Regions from separate parts of the Homo sapiens genome. Here region 1 is linked to region 2. A link is an interaction called in ENCODE POLR2A ChIA-PET data of the cell type or tissue named here. Cell type or tissue: GM12878. All regions are shown on one strand. Each heading gives the region's core, and the rest is flanking DNA. Links, peaks and the distances in the headings are about the cores only.

Evidence for each region. ChIA-PET counts read pairs that join two places held together with the same protein. Peaks named below come from ENCODE experiments on the same cell type or tissue, not always from the same donor. Only the 100,000 strongest peaks of a DNase experiment are listed, where the experiment ranks them.
Region 1: POLR2A ChIA-PET joins it to region 2 with 6 read pairs; 1 of 35 experiments calls an interaction of 5 or more read pairs at or near these places.

What each region holds. Positions count from the first base shown.
Region 1 is chr22:29,455,706-29,464,011 of GRCh38, reverse strand. It overlaps LOC107985541 (a long non-coding RNA gene), which reads left to right. Exons shown (of 4, transcript XR_001755482.2): 3 at 7,206-8,306. Among named protein-coding and RNA genes, the nearest start is that of RFPL1S, 18 kb to the right of the region's middle. RefSeq lists enhancers at 1-132, 133-660, 3,438-3,989. In GM12878, for the core only: no CTCF peak of the experiment used is centred there; a DNase peak (open chromatin) is centred at 6,041.
Region 2 is chr22:31,214,588-31,222,914 of GRCh38, reverse strand. All of the region lies in intron 1 of LIMK2 (LIM domain kinase 2), which reads right to left. It also overlaps the pseudogene RNU6-1128P. Among named protein-coding and RNA genes, the nearest start is that of LIMK2, 6.5 kb to the right of the region's middle. RefSeq lists an enhancer at 966-1,055. In GM12878, for the core only: no CTCF peak of the experiment used is centred there; a DNase peak (open chromatin) is centred at 915; H3K4me3 peaks cover 1,837 bases; H3K27ac peaks cover 3,236 bases.

The DNA.
Region 1 (8,306 bases), core at 1-8,000, 1.8 Mb after region 2:
CTGTCCTCTCCTTCCACCTGGCTGCAGGGTAAGGTCAACAGGCCACCCCCAGCCAGCCTTTCTGGGCGTTCTACTCTCTCTGCGGCGAGAGCCAGTTGAGCCCAACTCAGAATCTCCTCCCGCATTCCTCCACCTGCAGAGCCGCAGCAGGGCTGGGGACCTGGCCTGGGCCTCCACAGCCTCTGCAGCATCCCTGTCACTGTGGTGGGCGAAGGGCCCAGATGGGGGGCAGGCATCCCTGCTGGATGCTAGTCCCTGCTCCTGACCAGTAGCCGCAGTGCCTGATTTATGGCTCCCTCTGGGCTCTCTCCAGCAAAACTGCTTGCAAACCACTCCTGGCCTGTTCTTTTCTGGGTCCTGGTTTGCAGACAGGTTGCCTCAGGCCACAGCCTGCAGCCCCACCCCACCACACCCCCAGTCCCCAACCACCAGGCACCTGGGACATCAGGGCAGGTTGTGCCTTGAGAAGAAGGACAAAGTTCCATCCCAGCCCTGCCATGGGTGGGCTGGATGGCCTAAAGTGGCTTATGGAACCTCTCTGGGCCTCAGGTTTGCTGTTTGCACATTGAATGATCTTGAAGGTATCCTCACTGATACCCATGCTTCTGAGTTTCCTTCACATGGCCCCACCGCCTCCCAAGTCTTTTGCCTTGGAACTGAGTCTCCTTTTTTTTTTTTTTTTTTTTGAGATGGCGTCTTGCTTTGTTGCGTAGGCTGGAGTGCAGTGGCACAATCTTTGTTCACTACAACCTCCGCCTCCTGGGTTCAAGAGATTCTCCTGCCTCAGCCTCCCAAGTAGCTGGGATTACAGGCGTGTACTACCATGCCTGGCTGATTTTTGTATTTTTAGTAGAGAGGGGCTTTCGCCATGTTGGCCAGGCTGGTCTTGAACTCCTCACCTCAAGTAATCCGCCCACCTCAGCCTCCCAAAGTGCTGGGATTACAGGTGTGAACCACCATGTCTGGCCTGGAACTGGGCCTTCCATGTGTCTAAATGGAGACCCCAGCAACCAGGCCAGGTGAGCAAGAAAGAACTAGGCCTGGGTGGGTGATGGGTACTGGAGACACCCATCTTTGGAGCCCCACAGCCTTGGGCAGGACCGCTGGCTTTTTCCAGGCCACTCTCTTGCCTCCCTGAGCCCCATCCATAAAATAGGGAGAGTCGGACCTGAGCTATTGCAGGTGGATCCCTGTGCTAGACACAGCTTGAGCGGGTGACAATAAATATGGGTCTCTTTTCCCTTCAAGGCCTGGCTCAGCATCCTCAAGCCTGGTTCCCAGGGGCTGCCAAGTCCAGGCCACTGCAGACAGTGGGAGCATGGGCTGTGGGTGGGCATTTTGTGGCCAGCGTGGGGGTGGGGGTGGCGGTCATCACTGTGCCTCCAGGTCATCTGTCTGATCCATGAGCAGGAAGTGGGGAGGCCACAGTGGTCCCCAACACTGGGTGTCTGCAAGGAGGGCGTGGAACTGTCGAGAGCTTGGTGGCCTGTTTGCTCATGTGTGCATCCACTCAGACATATTTAGTCAGCATCATCTTCTTCTTCTTTTTTTTTTTTTCTTTTGAGACGGAGTTTCACTCTTGTCACCCAGGCTGGGTCTCAGCTCACTGTAACCTCTGCCTCCTGGGTTCAAGCGATTCTCCTGCCTCAGCCTCCCAAGTAGCTGGGACTACAGGTGCACGCCACCATGCCCGGCTAATTTTGTATTTTTAGTAGAGATGGGGTTTCACCATGTTGGCCAGGCTGGTCTTGAACTCCTGACCTTAGGTGAACCACCTACCTCGGGCTCCCAAAGTGCTAGGATTACAGGTGTGAGCCACCGCACCTGGCCTAGCCAGCATCTTCCTGATGGCCACTCTGCACCTGGGTCTGCAGAGGACCGTTCTAAGCACCTTACATGCATTAACTTGCTTTTATCCTCACGACAACCCTACAGGGTAAGCACTGGTCACATCATTTTTGCTCAAGGTAACACAGCTGATAAATGGTAGAATCAGGGTCTGAAGCCGGGCCATCCTTTCAAGTCCATGGCAAACGCCTTTTCTCAGCTTCGCACTGCCCTCAGCACCAGCCTGCTTCCTGCTCATCTGGAAGCAGCATTGCATCCCCGCTCTGGCCTTCGCTCTTGCTGCTCACCGCACCGCCCCCTTTCCTGACTCCCTTTCTCCTCTGATTGAACAACAAACTGATAGCCTTCTAGACTCAGCTGTATGGCTGGGTGCAGTGGCTCATACCTGTAATCTCAGCATTTTAGGAGCCTGAGGTGGGAGGATCACTTGAGGTCAGGAGTTCAAGACCAGCCCGGGCAACATGATTGAAACCCTGTCTCTACAAAAAGTACAAAAATTAGCCAGGTGTGGTGGTCAGCGTCTGTAGTCCCAGCTACTCAGGAGGGTGAGGCAGGAGGATTACTTGAGCCTGGGAGGTCAGGCTGTAGTGAGCCGAGATTGCACCAGTGTACTCCAGCCTGGGCAGCGACAGTGAAACCCTGTCTTGAAAAATAAAAAAATAAGACTCAGCTGTGGCATCACCTCCTCCAGGAAGCCTTCCTTGATGCCCTTCCTGTCCCAGGCTGAATTAGGCTCCTCCACTGGCCTCTCTCAGTTTCCCCTGTCCGGCACTCATCCATCTTGTTGCAAGCATCTGTTCATGTGTTTACCTCCTCTACCAGACTGTAAGCCCCTCGTCCTCACCTTGACACCCACTGTGCCTGGCACCATTTGTGGTACAGAGGAGATCACTGGGGAATTTTGAAGGGCCAAATCTTTTTTTTTTTTTTTTGAGATAGAGTTTTGCTCTTGTTGCCCAGGCTGGAGCGCAATGGCACAATCTCAGCTCACCACAACCACCGCCTCCCGGGGTTCAAGTGATTCTCCCACCTCAGCCTCCCGAGTAGCTGGGATTACAGGCATGCGCCACCACAGCTGGCTAATTTTGTATTTTTAGTAGAGACAAGGTTTCTCCATGTTGGTCAGGCTGGTCTCAAACTCCCAAACTCAGGTGATCCACCCGCCTCAGCCTCCCAAAGTGGTGGGATTACAGGCGTGAGCCACCATGCCCGGCCTTTTTTTTTTTTTTTTTTTTTAATGGAGTCTTGCTCTGTTTCCCCGGGCTGGAGTGGCATGATCTTGGCTCACTGCAACCTCTGCCTCCTGGGTTCAAGCAATCCCCCCACCTCAGCCTCCTGAGTAGGTGGGATCATAGATGTGTGCCAGCATGCCCAGCTAATTTTTTATATTTTTAGTAGAGACAGGGTTTTGCCATGTTGGCCAGGCTGGTCTCGAACTCCTGACCTCAAGTGATCTGTCTGCCTCAGCCTCCGAAAGTGCTAGGATTACAGGCATGAGCCACCATGCCTGGTCAGATGACCAAATCTTGATCGTTCGTAACCTTGTGAATAGTGGACAAGTTCTAGTATCTGTTTCACAGAGGAGGAAACTGAGGCACAGAGAGGTGACATGATTTTCGCAACTCACAGAGCTAGTGGTGACAGAGCTGGCATTTGTTGGAATGGCCTCCATTTCAGAACAAGCTCCTAGAAGGGTTTACCAAACCAGGGCTTAAATTTTTTGAATTATTTATTAATGGCTCAAAAGTCTGAAGGCGCGAAGGGTAGACAGTGAAAAATCTCCCTTCTCTTCTGTCCCCAGCCACCCAAATCCTCCTAGGGAAGCAGCCGGGGTGATCTGATTCTCAGGTGTCCTTCTCAGCAGTGTGTGTGTTCCCAGACAAACCCAGCATGTGTTATTTAGAACCAGGTTTAAACCCAGGCCTGTGGGATGCCCATCTCACCTGGGGCTGCTCAGGGCTTGGGACAGGGTCCACCATGTCCTGGCAAAGATATCGGGCCACCAGAGGCCTCCATCTCCCCATCTGGGGTCCCCTCCCTGTCCCAGGTCCCCTCCGGCTGTTGCTGTGCCTCCTCAACGGAGCTGCCTGCCTGGATCTGCTCCCCAGGCTGCAGCAGAGGCTGGGCTCAGGCCCACAGCCCGGCAGGGCTACAATGGTGAAGGGCTGCTTTGGGCTGAGGGGGCCTCCCTTCAGGCAGTCTGACACTTGCTTTCATTATTCCTCACAGAACGGGCCCAGTGTGGGGAAACAAGCCCAGCAAAGGCAGGGGCCAGAGTGAGGAGGCACTGGGCAGGCGGGGCACACAGGGCACATCACGGCAGGGCAGGGCAGGGATGCTGGCTCCACCCCTTTCTGCTGGGAACCGAGTGGGCATAATAGCTCCCCGAGCAGCCTCTTTTCTCTGAAGATTAAGAGACAGTACCTGGAATTGCTTGGAGAATGCAGTAAGCGCTCCAGAAGTGGTGACTGGAGTGTTATAGTTAGGGAGGCTCCGGGCTTTTCCACCACCCTAGACTTCCCTGTGACCCCTGAAAAGCAGAGACACAAGACCCTTGGGGCCTGTGCTCAGGGCTCTGACCCAGTCCCTTCCCCTGTGTGCATAAATATTTGGGGGATTGTTGTTGTTACTCTTTTTTTTTTTTTTTCTTGAGACAGAGTTTCGCTCTTGTTGCCCAGGTTAAGGTGCAGTGGCACAATCTCGTCTCACCGCAACTTCTGCCTCCCAGGTTCAAGCAATTCTCCTGCCTCAGCCTCCTGAGTAGCTGGGATTACAGGCATGTGCCACCACGCCCAGCTATTTTTTTGTATTTTGCATAGAGACAGCGTTTCACCGTGTTAGCCAGGATGGTCTTGATCTCCCAACCTCAGGTGATCCGCCCACCTTGGCCTCCCAAAGTGCTGGGATTACAGGCGTGAGCCACCACGCCCAGCCCTGTTGTTGTTACTCTTATTGGTGTCCAGTCTTATGATGTCCAATAGGAAACCAGGACTCCCACCTCCACCCTGTTGCCCAGGGTAGCTTTGGTGGAGGGCAGGGCAGCAGTGAATATGTGCACAGGTTTGGAGGGTGGGGAGGAGGCTACCAGGAGGCTGGGTGGGGCACAGACAGAGCACAGGGCTAGGAACCAGGCCTTTGGGGTTCCCCTCTTACATAGGAGCCCTGGGTCTGCCTGAATCCAGTTCCCTCCTCTATGAAATTAGGGTGATCATCCCTCTCCCCATTAACTTCATGGGATTTGGGATGCTCTGGGGAGAGAATGCATGAGAGAATCTTTGCCTTGAACTCCTGGCCTCAAGTGATCCTCCTGCTTCAGCCTCTTAAACTGTAGGGATTACTGGGATTACAGGCATGAGCTACTGCACCTGGCTGGGGATCTTTGCCATCTGCAAATCAGAGGTGGCAAGCAGGCATCCACAGGCCTGCAGAACCACAGAGGACATTAAAGGGATTTGATTTGGAAATAGTAGTAATGATTGTGCAATATTTTGAATATAATTAATACCACTGGCCTGTACACTTAAAATGGTAAAAATGGGCAGTTTTGTGTATAGATTTTTTTTCTTTTCCTTGCCCATCTTTTTTTTTTTTTTTTTTTTTTTTTTTTGAGACAGGGTCTTGCTCTGTAAGCCCAGGCTGGCATGCAGTGGTGTGATCTTGGCTCATGGCAACCTCTGCCTCCCGGGTTCAAGTAATTCTCCTGCCTTAGCCTCCCAAGTAGCTGGGATCACAGGCATGCACCACCACACCCGGCTAATTTTTGTATTTTTAGTAGAGATGAGGTTTCGCCATGTTGGCCAGGCTGGTCTCGAACTCCTGACCTCAAGTGATCCACAGGCGTCGGCCTCCCAAAGTGCTGGGATTACAGGCGTGAGCCACCATGCCCGGCCTTACACAGCCATTTTAAATATGGAAAAAAAAAAAGAGGATTTGAGTTAGTTGCCCTATCAGTCAGAAAAACAGAACCCACTTTAGGGGGTCCAATGGGGGAAATTTTGGAAAGCCAAACAGGAGGCTGGACAGAGGTGGGTTACCCAAACCCATGGCCTGGGACCACAGAGGTCTATCTGGAGGGAATTGTAAGTTTGGAGAAGACCCAGCCACTGCCCAAAGGCTGGAAAAACCCGGGCCTCTTCTATCTGCCAGTCTCCCTTCAGTGCCTCCCATTGGCTGGACCTAATCAACGCCGGTTTGCAAAGGAGCTTGGGAAATGTAGTTTGAAGGGTTAGTTCCCCCACCTTTCCAGATGGTGAGCAGAGGAGGGACAGCAAATGGATGTGAAATCATACAGCAGGCAGGGCATGGTGGCTCATGCCTGAAATCCCAGCACTTTGGGAGGCCAAGGCGGGAAGATGACTTGAGGCCAGGAGTTTGAGACCAGCCTGGGCAATATAACAAGACCCTCATCTCTACAAAAAATTTTAAAAAATTAGCCAGGCATGGTGGCACACACCTGTAATCCCAGCTACTAGGAGGCTGAGGTGGAGAATGGCTTAAGCCCAGAATTCGAAGCTTCAGTGAGCTATGATCGCACCACCGCACTCCAGCCTGGGTGACAGAGCAAGACCCTGTCTCTTAAAAAAAAAAGAAAAAACATCATATGGCAAATGAGGGTTATAGTTGTCAACATGAAATGACTGGGCGATTTAGCATAAAAATCTGGATTTATAGATTCTCCTGAAACACCAAAGGCTCCACTCCCTTGAGTCCAACATCTTAGCCTAGTTTTGCTGTTTACATTGTCCTTGGGGAGCCCTGCTGAGGAGTCCTGAGAAGCCTACAGGGTGAGGGGCATGAGGGGACCCCATATCCTTCAGGGTGGGATCAGAGGAGGAGAAGCCATGAGGACCCTGAGGCAGGTGGGCTGAGCAGGCAGGGCCAGGGGATCCAATGGGGCCATCAGTTTCTAGAGAGAGCACATTGGGGATCTGGAACTGTGGGGACCTTCCTATTGTTGCTTTTGTGTGTGTGTGTGTGAGACAGTCTTGCTCTGTCACCCAGGCTGGAGTGCCGTGGTGCGATCTCAGCTCACTGCAACCTCTGCCTCCCAGGTTCAAGCAGTTCTTTGCCTCAGCTTCCCGAGTAGCTGGGACTACAGGCGCCTGCCACCACTCCCAGCTAATTTTTGTATTTTTAGTAGAGATGGGGTTTCACTATCTTGGCCAGGCTGGTCTTGAACTCCTGACCTCGTGATCCACACGCCTCGGCCTCCCAAAGTGCTGAGATTATAGGCGTGAGCCACCACGCCTATTGTAGCTTTTAGAGACTGTCTGGTCTTAACGCAACTGTGAGGGTTGTGTTTGTTCATTTTAGTTATCTTTCTGACACTGTCAGGCCCTGTGTTCTAAATTTTCCAGGAAAGCCCAACGTGTAAACTGATGACAGACTATCCTGGAGGAAGAGGTGGGGCAGCCTGGAGTTTTCCTCTGGACATCCTGAGAGGGATACTGAAGCACTCAGGAGGGGTCTTAGACCTGCCCAAGCTCACTCACACAGTTTGAGAAGAGCTGCGCTTAGACCACAGGCCTCTTGGCTCCTGGGAAGCTGAGAGCATCGGCGTGGGAGTTCGTCAGACAGGGGCAAGTTCCAACCGCAGCTCAGTGACCTCAGACAAGCCCCCTCACCTCGCAGAACCAGGTTCTTCTTCAGAGTTGTAGGAAGGAGTGGAGGAGGGTCTCCGCATGTCAGATGTCCACACAGTGCCTGGGAGCTGAGGTTGTCATGGTTACCAAGAGGCCAGTCTCAGGGCTGCTGTGATGACCTGGGCTGCTCTCCCATTCCCAAGAAGGGGAGAACTCCTCAGATTCCCTACTCTGCTCTTCTTGCTCCCTCCCAAGCAATACATGAGCAGGAATTTGTCCTCTGCAGGAATGTGCAGCGAGAAAGTCTCCTTTTTTGATGAGACAGCGATGAGGTGATGTCTGGTTTTTTATATCCTCACTTGCTGAACTGGTGCCAGATGTAAGAGTCCAGGCTGGATTCCATTAGCCATATTTGTCCTCTGGGCTCCCAGCCCTGCAGGACCTTCTGGGGGCCCACCTTGAGACCCTCCAGTTGGTAAGAAGTTGGCTGGGGCAAATGATGCAGCCCTAAGACGAACCATTTCCACTGGGGACTCAGGCAGGGTCCCTGAGAGCCTGACTTACTCGAGTCTTTTCTTTAAAAATTAAAAAAACAAGGCTGGGCGCGGTGGCTCACGCCTGTAATCCCAGCACTTTGGGAGGCCGAGGCGAGTGGATCACGAGGTCAGGAGATTGAGCCCATCCTGGCTAACATGGTGAAACCCCTTCTCTACTAAAAATACAAAAAATTAGTCGGGCATGGTGGTGGGCACCTGTAGTCCCAGCTACTCAGGAGGCTGAGGCAGGAGAATGGCGTGAACCCGGGAGGTGGAGGTTGCAGTGAGCCGAGATCGCACCACTGCACTCCAGCCTGGGCAACACCGTGAGACGCCATCT
Region 2 (8,327 bases), core at 33-8,032:
CTCACTGGCTCCTCCTTATCTTTTAAATAAGTTCAAGTCACTGCCATCAAAAAAACCTCTGGTACTCTCGCTTCAGCAGCACATACATTAAAATTGGACTGAGACACAGAAGGTTAGCATGGCCCCTGCGCAAGGATGACATGCAAACTCGTTAAGTTTTAAAATCTAATTTAGTTTTAAAATCTAATTTTAAAAAAAACCAAACCACTGGATCCTTTTCTCCTCTAGCTACCATCCTTGTTTCTCCCCTTCACAGCCACATGTATGAAAAAGTTGTCTTGGGAGGCCAAGGTGGGTGGATCACTTGAGGTCAGGAGTTTGAGACCAGCCTGGCCAACATGGTAAAACCCCACCTCTACTAAAACTACAAAAATTGGCTGGGCATGGTGGTGCACGCCTGTAGTCCCAGCTACTCAGGAAGCTGAGGCAGGAGAATCGCTTGAACCCAGGAGGTGGAGGTTGCAGTAATCTCGCCACTGCACTCACGCCTGGGCAACAGAGCGAGACTCTGTCTCAAAAAAAAAAAAAAAAAAAAAAAAAAAGAGGCTGGGCACGGTGGCTCATGCCTGTAATCCCAGTACTTTGGGAGGCTGAGGCGGGTGGATCACCTGAGGTCGGGAATTTGAGACCAGCCATGACCAACATGGAGAAACCACATCTCTACCAAAAATACAAAATTAGCCAGGCATGGTGGTGCATGCCTGTAATCCCAGCTACTCAGGAGGCTGAGGCAGGAGAATGGCTTGAACCCGGGAGGCAGAGGTTGCAGTGAGCTGAGATCTCGCCATTGCACTCCAGCCTGGGCAAGAGTGAAACTCCAACTCAAAAAAAAAGAAAAAAGAAAAAAAGTTGTCTACACATCGCTGCCCTCATTTCCTCACTTCCCACTTTCTGCATAATGCACTGCAATCTGGCTTCCACCCCCACCATTTCTCTGAAACTGTCTCACCAAGGTCAACAGTAACAGTAACTGCTTATTGCTAAATTCAATGGACCCGCTTCAGTCATTCTTTCAGCAAATATTTATTGCATGCCAACTATGCATCTGACACTGTGTTGGGGAAAGAGGAGCAAACAAGAGAGAGATTAAACACAAAGCAAATATTAAACAATAATATAATTATTTATTGAGGGCCGGGCGCAGTGGCTCACGCCTGTAATCCCAGCACTTTGGGAGGCTGAGGCAGGTGGATCACAAGGTCAGGAGTTCGAGACCAGCCTGGCCAATATGGTGAAACCTTGTCTCTACTACAAATACAAAAATTAGCCAGGCATGGTGGTGGGCGCCTGTAGTCCCAGCTACTCAGGAGGCTGAGGCAAGAGAATTGCTTGAACCTGGTAGGCGGAGGTTGCAGTGAGCCAAGATCATTCCACTGCATTCCAGCTTGGGCGACAGAGCGAGACTCTGTCTCAAAAAATAATAATTATTATTATTATTTATTTATAATTGGGGCAAGTGGTACGAAGATATCAAGTTCATAACTAGGAAAAGGGCGGGCGGCCAAAGTATTCCTTGAGGAAGTAATTTCCAAGCTGAGCTCTAAAGGATGAATACAAATTAACGGGGCAAAAAAGGGGGGAAGGAAGGCTAACACTGGAGAGGGGGGACATGTGCAAAGGCCCTGGGGCAGGAACAAAAACTTCTCACACATCATTAAAGTTGGCTTTTGCTACCTCCAAAGGGCTAGCAAACCATGTCTGGCCCCTGGTCTGCTACAATCCTTCAATAAACAGTTACTGAAAGAGCAAATGGTCCTTACAATGTGGTCCCAAAGGACCCTTCTCTCTCACCATTCCTTACAAAAGAATGCTCTAGTTACATTTTGACCTATTTTCTATTCCTGCCACTTTTATTCATGTACTTGCATCCTGACATTCACACCTCCAGTTATTCTCTATGTATAAGCTTCTCTATCTTTTCCCTTAATCAAAAAAAAAATTTTTTTTTTTGAAACAGAGTTTTGCTTTTGTTGCCCAGGCTGGAGTGCAATGGCACAATCTCGGCTCACCACAACCTCCGCCTCCCAGGTTCAAGTGATTCTCCTGCCTCAGCCTCCCGAGTATAGCTGGGATTGTGGGCATGCGCCACGACGCCCGGCTAATTTTGTATTTTTAGTAGAGACGGAGTTTCTCCATGTTGGTCAGGCTGGTCTCAAACTCCCAACCTCAGGTGGTCTGCCCACCTCGGCCTCCCAAAGTGCTGGGATTACAGGCGTGAGCCACTGCTCCCGGCCCCTTAATCAAATTTCTATCCTTTCTTTAAAGTTCCCTAAAATCAGGCAGTGTTTGTTTCATTTTGTCTATACCTATTTTACATAATTTGTTATTTAATTACAGTTCACTGCATATGTTTCTCTCTCCTTCAGTCCCTCTCTCTCCACTCTCCTCCCCCACACCCCATTCAGAGAACTAAGGTGTAAGAACTGTATCTTTATTATGTTCTTATCTCCAGGGCCTAACCTTGGGCCTGGTGCAAAACAGACATTCCTTTGTGTGGTGAACCCAACTGAAAATTTGGATCCAACTGCCAGCTATAAAAGCAATTTCCAAAGATAAGTTCCAAAGGTCAGCACAGATGATTCCACTGGAATAACTGTTCTGGCTCCCAGATTACCTATGAGTAGTCTCATGTGGATAAACCTGGCCTCAGTTTACCTGTTATGCATTCACACTGCTTTTCTGTTAGGAAGTACCTGAGCAAAGATATTCACCCAAAGCACACAGCCTCCTACGCCCAGACCCTCTTCAAGAGAACACTCTTGACTTCTTTAGCTCTCTTACAGTCTTAAAAATTCATTGATCTATTCTCTTACCACCTTTATTCTAGGAAATGTAAAAGAAATGTAATACTGTAATGCAAAGTCTTAGGGATTTCTGTGAAGCCTAGTGGAGGATCAATCCAAAGTCCAGTCAGCCTGGGAAGTTCTTTCTTAAGAAAATATCTCATTGTACCAGGCTGTTCATTCTCTCCCTCTATAGTGTTTACCTCTCATATTTGCAGACTTATCAACAGTGGCTACTGATTGTTAAGAGTCCAGAAAAGAGCCGGGCGTGGTGGCTCACGCCTGTAATCCCAGCACTTTGGGAGGCCGAGGCGGGTGGATCACGAGGTCAAGAGATCAAGGCCATCCTGGCTAACACGGTGAAACCCTATCTCTACTAAAAAATACAAAAAATTAGCCGGGCATGGTGATGGGCGCCTGTAGTCCCAGCTACTCGGGAGGCTGAAGCAGGAGAATGGCATGAACCCGGGAGGTGGAGCTTGCAGTGAGCCGAGATCGTGCCACTGCGCTCCAGCTTGGGCGACAGAGCCAGACTCTGTCTCAAAAAAATAAAATAAAATAAAAAAAAGAAGAGTCCAGAAAAGGAGCTTGATTTAAGTAAATGTTCACAGTACCTTCAAACAATAAAGGACCCTTATTAGGTGTTTAATAAACAGAAAACTGTGTTTTCAGTTATTATTGGAATTTGTTGCTTTTAATAAGTGCAACTGTGCAACGTAAGGTGAGCACTGCAACAAATGTCTCATTATAGGGGTTCTCACCTTTAAGACCTTTTCAATCTTGGTATAAAATACATTCACTTTACATTCACTTTATGAATGCTTCTCTCTCCCAACTTAATTAGCAATGTGGCCCTCAAACAAATGTGAATCCACTGGGGCAGGCGCCAAAAAAAAAAGAAGGAAAATAGACTTGCCTAACCACCACAAAGCTACTGAAAGATGGTCCAGGAGGGATTCAAACCCATGCTCAGAGACTACCATGCCAGTCATATTTTTAATACCCTATGCAGCCTCAGACAAGTTGAGACTTGCTCAAGAACACACAGCTATTCAGTGGAAGGGTTGGCCTGGTATCCCAGCTCAGAGCCAATGCAGTCCCCACAATGTTCACCTTAAATTTGGTCTAAGAGCTTGGTTTCTGCAAATGAGTCCTTTTTAGGCTTCAAAATGGTGAGAAATCCTCAAGCACTGAGAGCTCATGAGACTCTAATGCCTAGCTTAAATCAACATCCTATCCTTTCATTTAAAAAAATCTTTGAAGCTTCTCACGTTCCACCAGACAACGAGAACCAGGAACAAAACTCAGCCAATTCAGTGCAGCATAAAACAAGTATGGTAACCCCTGGGCCCCTTGGGAACTGGCGGGTCAGGTGTATAAATCCCACTTGTTCTGGGACAAAGCAGAAAGCAGAAGGGCAGGGCAGCAGCTGCTGGGGAAAAGCCAAGAGAAAAAGATCACATTTTAATGAAGTGACTATCAAAAAGACTAACAGTAAGGATTAACATGCCTCTAGATACTCTCCCTGTAACCCAAAGGGTTTTCTTCCTCACTAGCTTACCAAATTTTACCAAAAGGAGTGTCTCAGGAAAAAAAAAGATTAGATGATTTTTAAAAGAGCTTTCGAGCTTCTCTAAACCTTGGATTGTTCTTTTGTAAAAGGAGGGATCAAGTGATTTCTTCCAGCTCTGAGAGACTGACACCAAACCAAGGGCCTCTCCTTTTTCAGGTTAAGGCACAGACACAGGTATCTCAGAAAGTTTCCTTCTTGCTGTTATTCTCTTCTTCCCTTCTTTGGTTTATTTGGAAAAATTTGTGAGGGGTAAATGTATGTGTGTTTGAAACCTGAATCTGTCACTGTTTGCCTCTGTGTCCTTGGGCAAATTATTTGACCTCTCTGAGCTTGTCTCCTAATCTTTAAAAAGAGGATAATACCACCTGCTTTACAGGATTACCAAGTGGATTAATAGAAATAATGTAATAGATGTGAAAATATCTCCCATGGTGCCAGGCACTTAGTTGGACCGATTTGTGACTAACTTCTCTTCCTTCCTGCGTGTGTATCTAGGAAGTTGGCTGGGGAAAAGGTTAAGCTGAATACAGAAACTTCTAAAATCTGAAGGGAAGGTTTTCAAAACAAACTCAGCAAACTTTTTTCTATGTGCCCATGTACAAGGCACAGAGTAGGCCAGGAATTACTGGGGCCCTTGGTGTGTACTCATGGGGTGTGAAGGACATGGATATACACAGAAATAACATGTCAGAGAGGGACAAACCAGGTGCTACAGGCAAGGCAAACTCAGTACATTAACAAAATACACTGCAGTGACAAATGAGACAGATGGTTCTTATGTCTTTCAGGCCACCCAGACTGCAACTTCCAACCAGAAGTTCACTCAACTGTGAATGAGTAGGCATTTTCTTATCTATGGAGGGCCTATAAAAATATCTTTATCAGAGAACTGGTTAACCAATTGATATATTCTCATACAGCAGTTCTCTGCCAGTTGTCAATGATAGAGGAAAAAAACTACTTTATGCCAGACAATGTCCTAAGCACTACGCAAGTATGAGCTAACTGAATACAAAGATCCCATGAGATCAGGACTAGTCTTAAAGAACTATTATTGTTCTCATTTTACGGAAGAGGAAACTGAAATACTCAGCTAATAAATGTTTGAGCTGGGATTAGACCACAGGTCTAGTCTCCAAAGCCTGTCTTTTTTTTTTTTTCTGAGACGGAGTCTCGCTCTGTCACCCAGGCTGGAGTGCGGTGGTGCAACCTCGGCTCACTGCAACCTCTGCCTCCCAGGTTCAAGCAATTCTCTGCCTCAGCCTCCCGAGTAGCTGGGATTACAGGCACCTGCCCCCATGCCCGGCTAATTTTTGTATTTTAGTAGAGATGGGGTTTCACCATCTTGGCCAGACTGGTTTGAACTCCTGACCTTGTGATCCACCCACCTCAGCCTCCCAAAGTGCTGGGATTACAGGCGTGAGCCACTGCACCTGGCTCAAAGCCTGTCTTTAACTACATTTTAGACTTTCTTTCCTGGACAAAACAAATTACAGGCAGAAAGACATGATAAAAAAGAATCCCAGAAAGAATGTTCAAGGAACACTTTAATGAAACCAGGCATTGGTTTCATGTTCTAGTTACTATTCAATGTAAATTAATAGGTAAAATAGTCTAATTCTTTCTACTATATAAAAATAGATAAAGGATGAGAAAGAAGGTAGACTTGTAAGAGACTGCTACAGTTTCAGGTCCTCTCATTGAAATGAGATGTGTGTGATGGTGGGCCCTATCAGACCCGCTCAAGGTTACACTAACAAGAAGGCAGCCCTGTTCTGGGAATCAGCTCAGCCTCCAGAAGATGCAGAAAATCCACCATGAATGTGGAAAGCCTAATACAGCCCCTTGATCATGACGGATTTTTATTTAGTTTTGAAATCTTGTGGTCATTTTGGACCCTACCCTGCTCCATCACATATCCAGGACCATCCAAGTCACCCTGGCCTGCCTATGTCAGGAGGCATCTTTTATTGGTTGGTGCCTTCTTCATTGCTACCACTAAGACCTCATCTCAGGGCCCACTATACCCACCTCCAGATTGGTGGCCCTGTGCCCACATCATGAGTCTTCCTTTCTCTAAACCTACGGTGCCTACTGTAGACTAGAAACTTCCAAAATCCTCAGCCTGGCATTAAACCCTCTAGTCCGGTTGCACCCACATTCTCAGCTGTACCTTCCACTTCCTATGAATCTTCCACCTCCCAATCCTTGCCTCTACCACACGTATTTGCTACCCTTTATGAAGACCTGAAACTTGCCTACTTTTGTCTCCTACTCCCAAAGTTTCTTCCCTACTAAGATATCATCTTCCCCACCTTCTTTAAGCCTATTTAAGATTTCTCAAGTCTTACCCACTTCAAGAAGTATTCCCTAACCAAAACTGATGGCCACCCTGGATACCCTGCTATTCTTTAAACATGCCAAACACATTCCCTGACAACTCACTTCTTCTATCCCCTTACCCTACTTCACTTCTCTTCAATGGATTTATCCCTGAATATGATGTTCATACATTTACTTGCTGTCTATCTCTCCCCACCAGAACATACACTACATGAGGGAAGGGATTTGGTCTATCTTGTTCCTTGCTGTATCCCTAGGGGCCAAAAGAGTTTAGCACATAGCAGGAACTCAATATATATTTGTGGAATAAATGTTTGAAGAGAATTCTCCCTCATCTTTGAAATTCTATAATGTTATCATACGCAAGCCTTATAACAGCTTGTCTTATCAATTTTTTTCTTTTTTTTAAGAGATGGGGATCTTGCTATGTAGCCCAGGCTGGAGTGCGGTGGCTTTTCACAGGCGCAATCCCACTACTGATCAGCATGGCAGTTTTGTTTTTTGCCTTAATTACCTTAACTAGACAGTAAGTTTCTCAGAGGCACAAACTATATATAACTCATTTCCACAAATACTTATTAAGGGCTTACCATGTGCCAGACCCTGTACGTCTTAAGCAGCCTGGAATACTGGAAAGAACACTGCAGAAGTCTTACCTTGGTTCTGGCTCTACCACTAGTTGAGTGACCCTGGACAACTCCGTTTTTTTTCCCTGAGCCTCAGTTTCTTCATAGGTAAAACAAGGAGACTATACATTATCTCAAAACTCTCTCCTGGCTCTAACACCTGTTAAAATTTATAAGAGGTAAAACTTGGTCCTGCCCAGTGCCACAGACATCACAGGCACTCAGTAAATATTTGATTTGTTATCGATTCTCCGGTTACACGAGGAATCTGAGGTGTCTCAGAACATGGTTTGAATGGAATAACAAGTGAAAGTTTAAGTCCCACTTCCTTCTCAGACTCCATAGTCAACTTCATTCTGCTTTTTGTGCTACAGAGAGGAGGAAGCACTAAACTTGAAGTTGGAAAATATGAACTCTGACCACCACTGCTCATTTAGCTATGGAACCTTGTCATTTCTGGGCCTGTCTCCTCATCTATAAAAAAGCCATACTTGGCTGGGCATGGTGGCTCACGCCTATAATCCTAGCATTTTGGGAGTCCAAGGCGGGTGGACTGCCTGAGCTCAGGAGTTTGAGACCAGCCTGGGCAACATGGTAAGACCCCGTCTCTAATAAAAATACAAAAAATTAGCTGGGCGTGGTAGCACTTGCCTGTAGTCCCAGCTACTCAGGAAGCTGAGGCAGAAGATTCACTTGAACCTGGGAGGTGGAGGGTACAGTGAGTCTGGATCGCGCCACTGTACTCCAGCATGGGCAACAGAGCAAGACTCTTCCTCCCCACCCCCTACAAAAAAATCAAAAAACCATATTGACCTCCCAGCTCCAAGGCTCAAAGGCACTACATGCCTTCCTACCCTAGGGCCTTTTTATGCTGTTTCCTCTGCCTGGAATGCTCTGTGAGCTTTTTTTGCCAGGCTAACTTTTACTTATCTCCAGGGGTCAGCATAAACTTGCATTTTTAAGAAAAGTATTCCCTTCAAAAAAAAAAAAAGTAGAGGATGG